2 separate regions of the Homo sapiens genome follow, and region 2 is linked to region 1. The links are chromatin contacts, found by Hi-C or POLR2A ChIA-PET in ENCODE. All regions are on one chromosome and are shown on one strand. Each heading gives the region's core, a stretch centred on a gene start or an enhancer-like site at or near the end of the contact. The rest is flanking DNA. Distances are from core to core; before and after follow the strand shown. Region 1 holds the start of TNNT2 (troponin T2, cardiac type). Region 2 has its middle 7.5 kb from the start of PHLDA3.

Region 1 (3,816 bases), core at 828-3,327:
AATAGCCTTCCTAACCCTAGGATGGGTGGGGCTGACAATTGTTACCCAAAGCCCCAGGGGAGCGGCCAGAACTAGTGACTTGAGAACTTGAGGAGCTCCTACCTGAGCCCCAGGAGAAGCTTGTCCCTCAGTGGGAGGGAGAAAATTCTCAGAGGAACCGTGCATGGCCAGCCTGGGCGCATAGCTTCTAGCTTTCTCTCTCCTCTCCTACTCTGCCCTTCCACCAGTTCAGAGCCACTGGGCATGGTGCTGGGGCCTCACAGGAGGACAGAGCAGCTTGGACTCCTCTCCCTGTTCCTGGGGGCACCATCCAGCTCCCAAAAATAGCATGCAGACATGCAGGATGGAGGAGGGCTTTCAGCCAGCCCAGAGGACACCACCATGCCAGTGGCTCAAAGGCAGGACCTGATGCAGGGGAAAGAGGTGGGCTGAGACTGGGGGCTGCAGAATGGGAGAGAGTCAAGAACCTGGCAGGGCAAGGAACCAGAATGTCCTGAAACACCTGTGTCCTCACACCCAAGTCCCACCCACTTCCACAGGCAGCTTTCTAGCCTAATGCATTCATAGCCAACACGTGTTGGAAGCCTAACACGTTCACAGGGTCACCTTTCTTGGGGAGTAAAGCAAAGACAATAGAAGGCATAAGGCATACTGACCTTGGGGTCAAAAAATCTGGGCTTAAAACCCAGATTTTGCTGTGTGGCCTTATTTAAGTCACCTAGCCTCTCTGACTTCAGTTAACCAACTACAAAGCAGGAGAGCCTTGAGTTCTGTCCCTGTAGAAACAGTCTCCGAGTTTCTGAGAAACACAGGCCCCACCCCTCAGTCCTTGTCCCCAGCACTCGAATGGGATTTTCCTAAGCCAACAGCTGTTAGCCCACCAGGAGAGCGGGGGTAAGGGGATGGGGAGAGGGCAGGAAGAGTGGAAGTGGGGGTCAGAAATAGGAGGCAGCCAGCAACCTGATCCTCTCAGATTCCACTTTTGCAGAGAGAAGGAAGATTCGCCCTCTAAGACATGGGTCAGAAAAGGAATTTGGGAGGGCAGGTAGCTTCCCGGCTACAGCAGGCCAGGAATGTGCTCTGAAATTCCTTACACACCAGGCAACCCCCTCCCTGAATAGTCCTCAGCCTGCCCAGGAGAAACTAGAAACCAAGGGAATCTTTCTCTACCACTCCTGGGCACAGAGCAAGGCTTGTCCCAAGATGGGGTGTTGGGGTGGGATGGGACAAGGGTTACACTTACGGGGGCCCAGGTTAAACCCTTTAATGCCAACCAGCTGGGCTCACACCCAAGGACAGGTTCTCCCAGTGGGGCCTTTCCCCATCTGCCCCCCAAGTGCAGCTCAGCTCAGGGTCTGGGAGCTCAGCTCAGCTCTGGGAGGGAATGGCACTGAGTCAGCGGCATCAAATGGAATTCCCGCGTTGGCCTGGAGAGGCGCTGCAGAGGACCCTGCACATCTGGTCGTTCTCAGTACTTCCAGGACAGTTTCTGAGTTCCTAGCCTTGAGAATATGACCAGGAGACTCACTTGACTGACAGGGCTGCAGTCTCGCTCTGCTCCCTGGGACTCAAGAAGGACCTGACTGGAAAGGTATAGGTGACCCTCGGCCTGGAACAAGCAATTTAGGGGAGTCTCTGTTGGTTAGAGCCTCATTGTATTTAGAGCAGGCAGAGGCCTAGCAAATATTTAGCCCACTCTACAGATGAGAAAACTGAGGCCTGGGGAGGGAAAGTGACTCATCCAAGAGTTTAAACTCTACATCTTTAGTGGCAGGTCCAGGACTCCAACCCTAGTCTCCAATGGCTACCATGGGATTCTCTCTTTCTCTCTGCTCTATTGTACCAATCTTGGAGCCCAGACCTGGCAACCTGTCCTCTGAAGTGTGGCCTCCACCAGGAGGGGCCATGGACTTCTGCGGACACAGGCAGACTCTGGGTAAATATGCCAGGGCCCAAGACCCTCACATCTCCCCGTCCATTCTCTGCTCTCCTCTTCCCCAGAGCCCTGCCCGAGCCTTACCTCAGAACAGCAGCTGCCGACAGATCCTGGAGGCGTCTGCTCAGTCTCAGCGGGGACTGGGTGAGGCAGAGGATGGAGAGGGCTTTAAGCAGGCATGTGGGCTGGGGCCTGGTGAGCCAGCCCTGCGGAGGGAGGAATGTGCGACAGGGGACGGGTGGGGCAGGGGGATGGCGGTGGGGGTGGGGGGTGTTGGCTGCTATTTTGGCAGGTGCCAGGGACAAGGCTACAGGAACATGTACCCCACGCCATATAAGCCCATGTGGTCCTCCAGCTGCTCAGATAAGCTATTTAAAACCAGAGCAGATATGCAGGGAACAGTCATGCAACATAAACCAGCTGTCCCTCTTGAGAATCCTGATAAAGCAGAGGCCAGCAACCCAGGCCTGGGAGGGCCAGCTGGGAGCAGGGTTGGGGGGCAGAAGGCAACCTCCAAGACACTCCATAAGTCTCAGCACCAGAATCTTGGAAGGCAGAGGGCAAGAGTTATGTGCTGCTCCACTTGAACTGATGCTGGGGGTAAAGACATCTTCCAGGCTACTGGCTCCTAATGGACTGAGCAGCCTTAGGCAGGTTGCCGGCTCTGCCAGCCCCAGTGAGGACATCTGCAAGGTGGGTCTTCTCCATGACCCCCAAAGCCATGTGGCACACCCTCCTCACAGGGAATGGACTGAAACTGCTACAGGAGGCCAGATACAAGGTAGAACTTCCAGTCAAGAACCTTGAACAGGCGCTCGTTGTGTGAGAGGGGTGATGCGGACTGTCAAAGGTCATCCCCTAACGGCTTTAAAATCAAGCAGTGCGGGGCTATGATCTGCTAAACCTACTAGATTGCAGATGCATAGGTCAGGCCTAGGGGTCTTGCTTGCTTGCCTGTGTCTGACCATGCACATGCACTTGTATGTTCAAGGCTGGCCCATTGCAGGGTTTGGTAGATTATGAAAATGAAAGAGACAGGAGGAAAGCAAGCCAGTAAGCAGCTGAGCTGACTCTCCCCTCCATCTCTTTCTCCGAATCTTCACAGCCTAGGTCCTGCTTGGCTCTGAAGCAGGAATGGTCCTCCTCTGGAGCAGGCCCTCCCCTCCTCCATGACCCCCCCTGGCACTTAAAGATCTTGCCCATTCATGATCCACACTCCTCTGTTTCTCCGTGGGCAAAGAAAGCAATCTCGCTATTCTCTGCCCCCTTCTCCCATCACCCAATCATGTGTCCCGCCTTCCCAGTCCTCAAACTCTTCTCTCAATCCCTCTGCCTTGGGAGCTACTATGCTGCCTCCACCACTAATGTCCTTGAAAGGGTCCTCTGCGCAGGGGACTGCCATTTGCTCCACACCCATGCTGCTGTCAGACTCTTGTCCCATCACTCAGCTGACTCCATCCCCTCCATAGTTCCCTGTGGCCTCTGAGTCCAGTGGCCTTGATTGCCCTGCCACGTGGGCCTCCACACTGCCAGCACATCTGTGGCAGGGCAAGCTGAAGCCAACCGCCCGCTGGCCAGCATTGTGGGACTGAGGACCACCACAGGGAAGCAGGGGCACTTTGTAGAGAGACAGGCAGATGGAGGGGACAGATTCCCGAGGGATAGTGAGGAAGGAGTCAGGCTGTCAAGAAAGTGGGGGGAGCCCCATCATCTCTCTCTCCCATTCTAGCCCACGAAGCAGGGCCCAGCCTTGCCTTGGGTCCTGGCCTGGAGTAACGTAGAATTCGGAATTACTTTTCCCAAACCCTTTTTTAACTTGAGGGTGGGTTACTGTTCCTTGTAAGCCCAATAACCTTTCAAACAGACCACGGTTTATTTGC
Region 2 (4,360 bases), core at 1,237-3,736, 84 kb after region 1:
TTCTGCCTGCACCTTACTGTCCTCCTCCTTTTGCATGCTGCCCTCTCTGGCTCAGTTACCTTGGGAGCTCTTTAAAGCCAGGGTCTGGGTGGGATGGGCTTATGCCCCTGTGCAGCAAATACTCACTCATGCTTAAGAAAGCACTGAAGTTGGGTTGAGTTAAAGTGAGTTGCAGTTGGCTTCCAGTAGGGCCCCCAGAGCTGACTGGAGAGCCCCCAAGAGACCCCTGGCTATCTTTCTTCTTTGCAGCTGGGGGCCTGGGTCTCTCCCCTGAGATGGCAGGAAATGCTGATGACATCTGAGTCACTGATGGGTGATGCCCCAGGGCTGTAGCGCTGTTGCCCACAGGCTTGTACTCTGTACGGTCCCATTCAATGGAGCCGAGTGCTGTGGGCAGAGCTGACTGGTGAGATCATGAGGATGGGTTTTACAAGGCCTCCTGTCCCTGGGGCAGTGGGTAGGGTGGCCAACTACCACAGTTTGCCTAGGACTGAGATGCTCCTCCGGATGCAGAACTTCCAGTGTTAAAACTGGAGAATTCCAGGCCAACCAGGCTGGTTGGTCAGCCAGCAAGCAGGGCATGAGTGCTGCCTCTAGGCCTCTGGGACCAGGATTGCCGCCACATGGGATCACAGCTTCTGATCCCTTGAGCGTTTGTCCCTGCAGGCTAAGGTGACCCTGTGCCCAGGTCCTTAGACAAAGAGCATCTCAGGCCAATACAGCGACAAGGTTCTGAACCTGGAACACCATTTATTCCCCCAGAGTTCTCACTGCTCCTTCATAACCAGGAAGGAGTCCATCGGCTCTTCTAGGCTATTTTCACCACAGGCCTAGCTCTCGTGAGCATGCACAGAGCCTCCCAGGTCATGGGGCACATCTCTGGGTCCTTTCCTGTAGTTAATCTCCACCCTTGTTTCAGGACTTGGCTCCAGTCATCCTCTCCATGAAGCCTCCCCTACCCCCAGCCCACAGACCATTCCCTTCTCTGCCCTCTCGGGGCTTGATCCTCACCAACTCTCTCTCTTCTGACCTCCTTTCTCCCAGCAAAATGCTGGGTTCATTCACTTACTTATTTACTCACAAACAGTAAGAATCTATTTGGTGTTGGGTTAAGAGCACTTACCTAGAGTCCCACTGTGACCACATTGACTCCTGGCTCCACCACTTAGCTGCTATGTGACTCTGAACCAGCCACTTAACTTCTCTGGGCCTCAGTTTCTTAATGTAAAATATGGGAGTCGTGATAATCGCACCTACCTCACAGGGTTGTTGAAACGTTACATGATTTAAGAATTGTATAGGCTGGGCATGGTGGCTCATGTCTGTAATCCCAATACTTTGGAAGGCTGAGGCAGGTGAATCGCTTGAGCTCAGGAGTTCAAAATGATGAAACTCCATCTCTACAGAAAATACAAAACCAGCTAAGCATGGTGGTGCACGTCTGTGGTCTCAGCTATTCAGGAGGCTGAGGTGGGAGGATCACTTGAGCCCAGCAGCAGGTCAAGGTTGCAGTGAGCTGAGATCATGCCACTGCAGTCCAGCCTGGGTGACAGAATGAGACCCTGTCTTAAAAAAAGAAAATTTTTTTTTACAGTTCTTGGGTCAATATCTTGCACGGAGTAAACACTATATACCACTTGTCATTTTTATTATTAGAATCTACTATTTGCCAGGTACTCTGAGGCACCAGGAATATACAAATAACAAGTGCAGAAACTGACCAGTCTAGTTGGACAGGCAGACGCATAAATCAGCAATCACAAGGCAGTGTGACTAATAGAGGAGGTATGGCAGCACAGAGAGAAGTGAGCAGTTACTCAGCCTGCCTTGTAGGCAGGGCACTCAGAGAAGCTTCTCAGAGGTGGTGACATGAGAGAGAGCTGAGCCAGTGATACAGAAGCATGTAGCAAGAGTGGGGGTACACTGGCCTGGCAGTGTGAGGCAGCTTTCCCAGGTCCTGGAATGGGGGTGGATTGCATGCTGGGGCCGGGCGTGGAGCACGTAGAGACAAACACTGGAGAGATAGCCCTGATAGTGGAGAGAAGACCCTTTTGACAAGTGGGCATCCTCCCAATGCAGTGGGGAAAGCGCTGGCAGTTTTAGCAGAAGAATGAATTGAATTCTGGACAGATCACTTCGGTGAACCATGGTGGACCCACTGAGGCAGGAGACTGAGGGAGGTGAAACCAGGGCTCTCTGTGCAGCCTTACAGTATGTTCCTGTATAGCCAGTCTTGCCAGGGTCCTTGGGTCCTGGCCCTGGTGTGACAGCTGCCCACAGTACCTATACATCCCCAACAGACTTCAGGATTGCACACGGTAACGCCCTGTCTATCTGCCCCTACTCCTTCCTGCTGCGATTCCAGCTCATGGACTCTCACTCTGGCTCTCCTCACTGGTCTCCATTCTCACCCTTGCAACAGGCTCACTCTTGCTAAAGCCTTAGCTCCCAACCCCAGCTCACCCTGACCACAGCAAGCCCATCCCTTCTCCCTCGGTCTCCCCACCCCACCTCATCGGACTCCCAGCTGCCTGGCTGAGACTTGCCCTGTCTCATGTTCCCATGGATGACTCACGTATCGGGTGGGGGTGAGGCCACGCTGGGGCTGCCGAAGCATGGGGAGAGTTGGTGGCAACAGCCCTTCCCTGGCCTCACAGGCCCAACTGAGCAAAGGTTTTCCATCTCATGCATGTCTGCTGGCACTATCAGAGCCTGTTTGTGCCCCCAAAGAGGTCTTGACCCTACTCTGAGGTCTAGCCAAGCCTTCCCGGGGTAAGGGCCTTTGCTCCTTCTTGGAAATTCAAAGTCATGAAAACCAGAGCAGTGAGAACACCCGTGAACCCAGGAAGCAGGATGGCCCCTCCTCCATCAGAGAGGCAAAGACTCCCCAAAGAGGTCACGGATCTTTTTTAAAACCTGGTCTTAGCCGGGCACGGTGGCTCACGCCTGTAATCCCAGCACTTTCGGGGGCCAAGGCGGGTGGATCACAAGGTCAGGAGTTCGAGACCAGCCTGGCCAACACACTGAAACCCCATCTCTACTAAAAATACAAAAAATTAGCCAGGCCTGGTGGCGGGCGCCTGAATCCCAGCTACTTGGGAGGCTGAGGCAGGAGAATTGCTTGAACCTGGGAGGCGGAGGTTGCAGTGAGCCGAGATCGTGCCATTGCACTCCAGCCTGGGCAACAGGGCAAGACTCTGTCTCAAAAAGCAAAACAAAACAAACAAAAAAGAAAAAACCAACAACAACAACAAAAAACCTGGTCTTGAACCCCAGACCTCTGTGCTGTGAGGGCTCTTAGGATACTCAGACAGCTCCCAGGCTCTTACAAATGATAGTAAATGATCACCCCATTGCAACCACCAGCCCCTACACTGCTGCATACCTAGAACTGCGTTCTAGGGTCTGTGTCAAGGGCTCTAACAGCAGCAGACTCTTCAAGGGGCTGGGACTCTCCTAGCAAGAGAAACGGAAGCTGGGTTTGGTCAAGAACCAACATACTTTAAACCAACAGGGCTGGTGTTCCAAAAAAGCAGAGTGCCAGAAACTAGAGCCTGCTTCCCCCTCCACCCTCCACCTGCCCTCTGCCCTTGATGTCTCTCATACTATACCCTACACTGCCCTTTGCAGCCAAGCTCTGAGAATGACCCCTAGTGCTGGACAGAGAAAGTATTGCCCAGTGCTCCCCTGGCGCCTGGTGGCCAGTTCTATGGGCACCAGTTAGCACTGACTGATGTCACCAGAACCTGGCTCCTTGAGGCAAGGACTGGATCTTGTCTTTCTCTTCTGCATCCCCAGAGTCGAGCACAGTGCCTAGCCTGTAAAGGCATTTAGTTTGCTGGATGTCTTGCCTCTCAACCCCATCTGTTCACTAACACTCCCCTATTTCGTTTTTGTTGTTGTTGTTGTTGTTGTTTTGAGATGGAGTCTCACTGCCGTCACACAGGCTGGAGTGCAGTGGTGCTATCTCCGCTCGCTGCAACCTCCACCTCCAGAGTTCAATCGATTCTCCTTCCTCAGCCTTCCGAGTAGCTGGGATTACAGTCGTGCACAACCACACCCAGTTAATTTTTGTAGTTTTAGTAGAGACGGGGTTTCGCCTTGTTGGCCAGGCTGGTCTCAAACTCCTGACCTCAGGTGATCCACCCGCCTTGCCCTCCCAAAGTGCTAGGATTACATGTGTGAGCCACCGCGCCCGGCCCACTCCCCTATTTCTGAGTGCCTGGATACGTCTTTTCCTTATGCCTGAACCCCCACCATCAGTTACCCTCCGGTTTGATTGAAGAGCAAAGATTCTATTTTTTTTTCTTTTTTTTCTGAGATGGAGTCTTGCTTTATTGCCCAGGCTGGAGTGCAGTGG

Evidence for each region. Hi-C counts contacts between places; a loop is a spot of excess contacts on that map. ChIA-PET counts read pairs that join two places held with the same protein, here RNA polymerase II (POLR2A). Pooled maps may share reads with other maps.
Region 2: a loop to region 1 is called in a map of cardiac septum, with 2.1 times the contacts of the local background. The contact joins the enhancer-like site here to the promoter of TNNT2 in region 1. A Hi-C loop is called at or near these places in 1 of 168 maps with a recorded cell type or tissue (cardiac septum) and 5 of 50 pooled maps. POLR2A ChIA-PET finds 5 or more read pairs at or near these places in 4 of 52 experiments (Caco-2, H1, MCF 10A and 1 more).

The regions. Positions count from the first base shown.
Region 1 is chr1:201,375,603-201,379,418 of GRCh38, forward strand. TNNT2 (troponin T2, cardiac type) reads right to left here and starts at 2,078. Exons shown (of 17, transcript NM_001276345.2): 1 at 2,021-2,078. RefSeq lists enhancers at 608-1,104, 1,509-2,046, 2,047-2,584.
Region 2 is chr1:201,459,530-201,463,889 of GRCh38, forward strand. No RefSeq gene overlaps it. Among named protein-coding and RNA genes, the nearest start is that of PHLDA3, 7.5 kb to the right of the region's middle. RefSeq lists an enhancer at 2,050-2,632. Within about 2 kb of position 2,487, at least 29 of the 41 ENCODE cell types and tissues checked have a DNase peak (open chromatin) inside an H3K27ac peak, as active enhancers do; they include Panc1, where a contact is called at or near this core.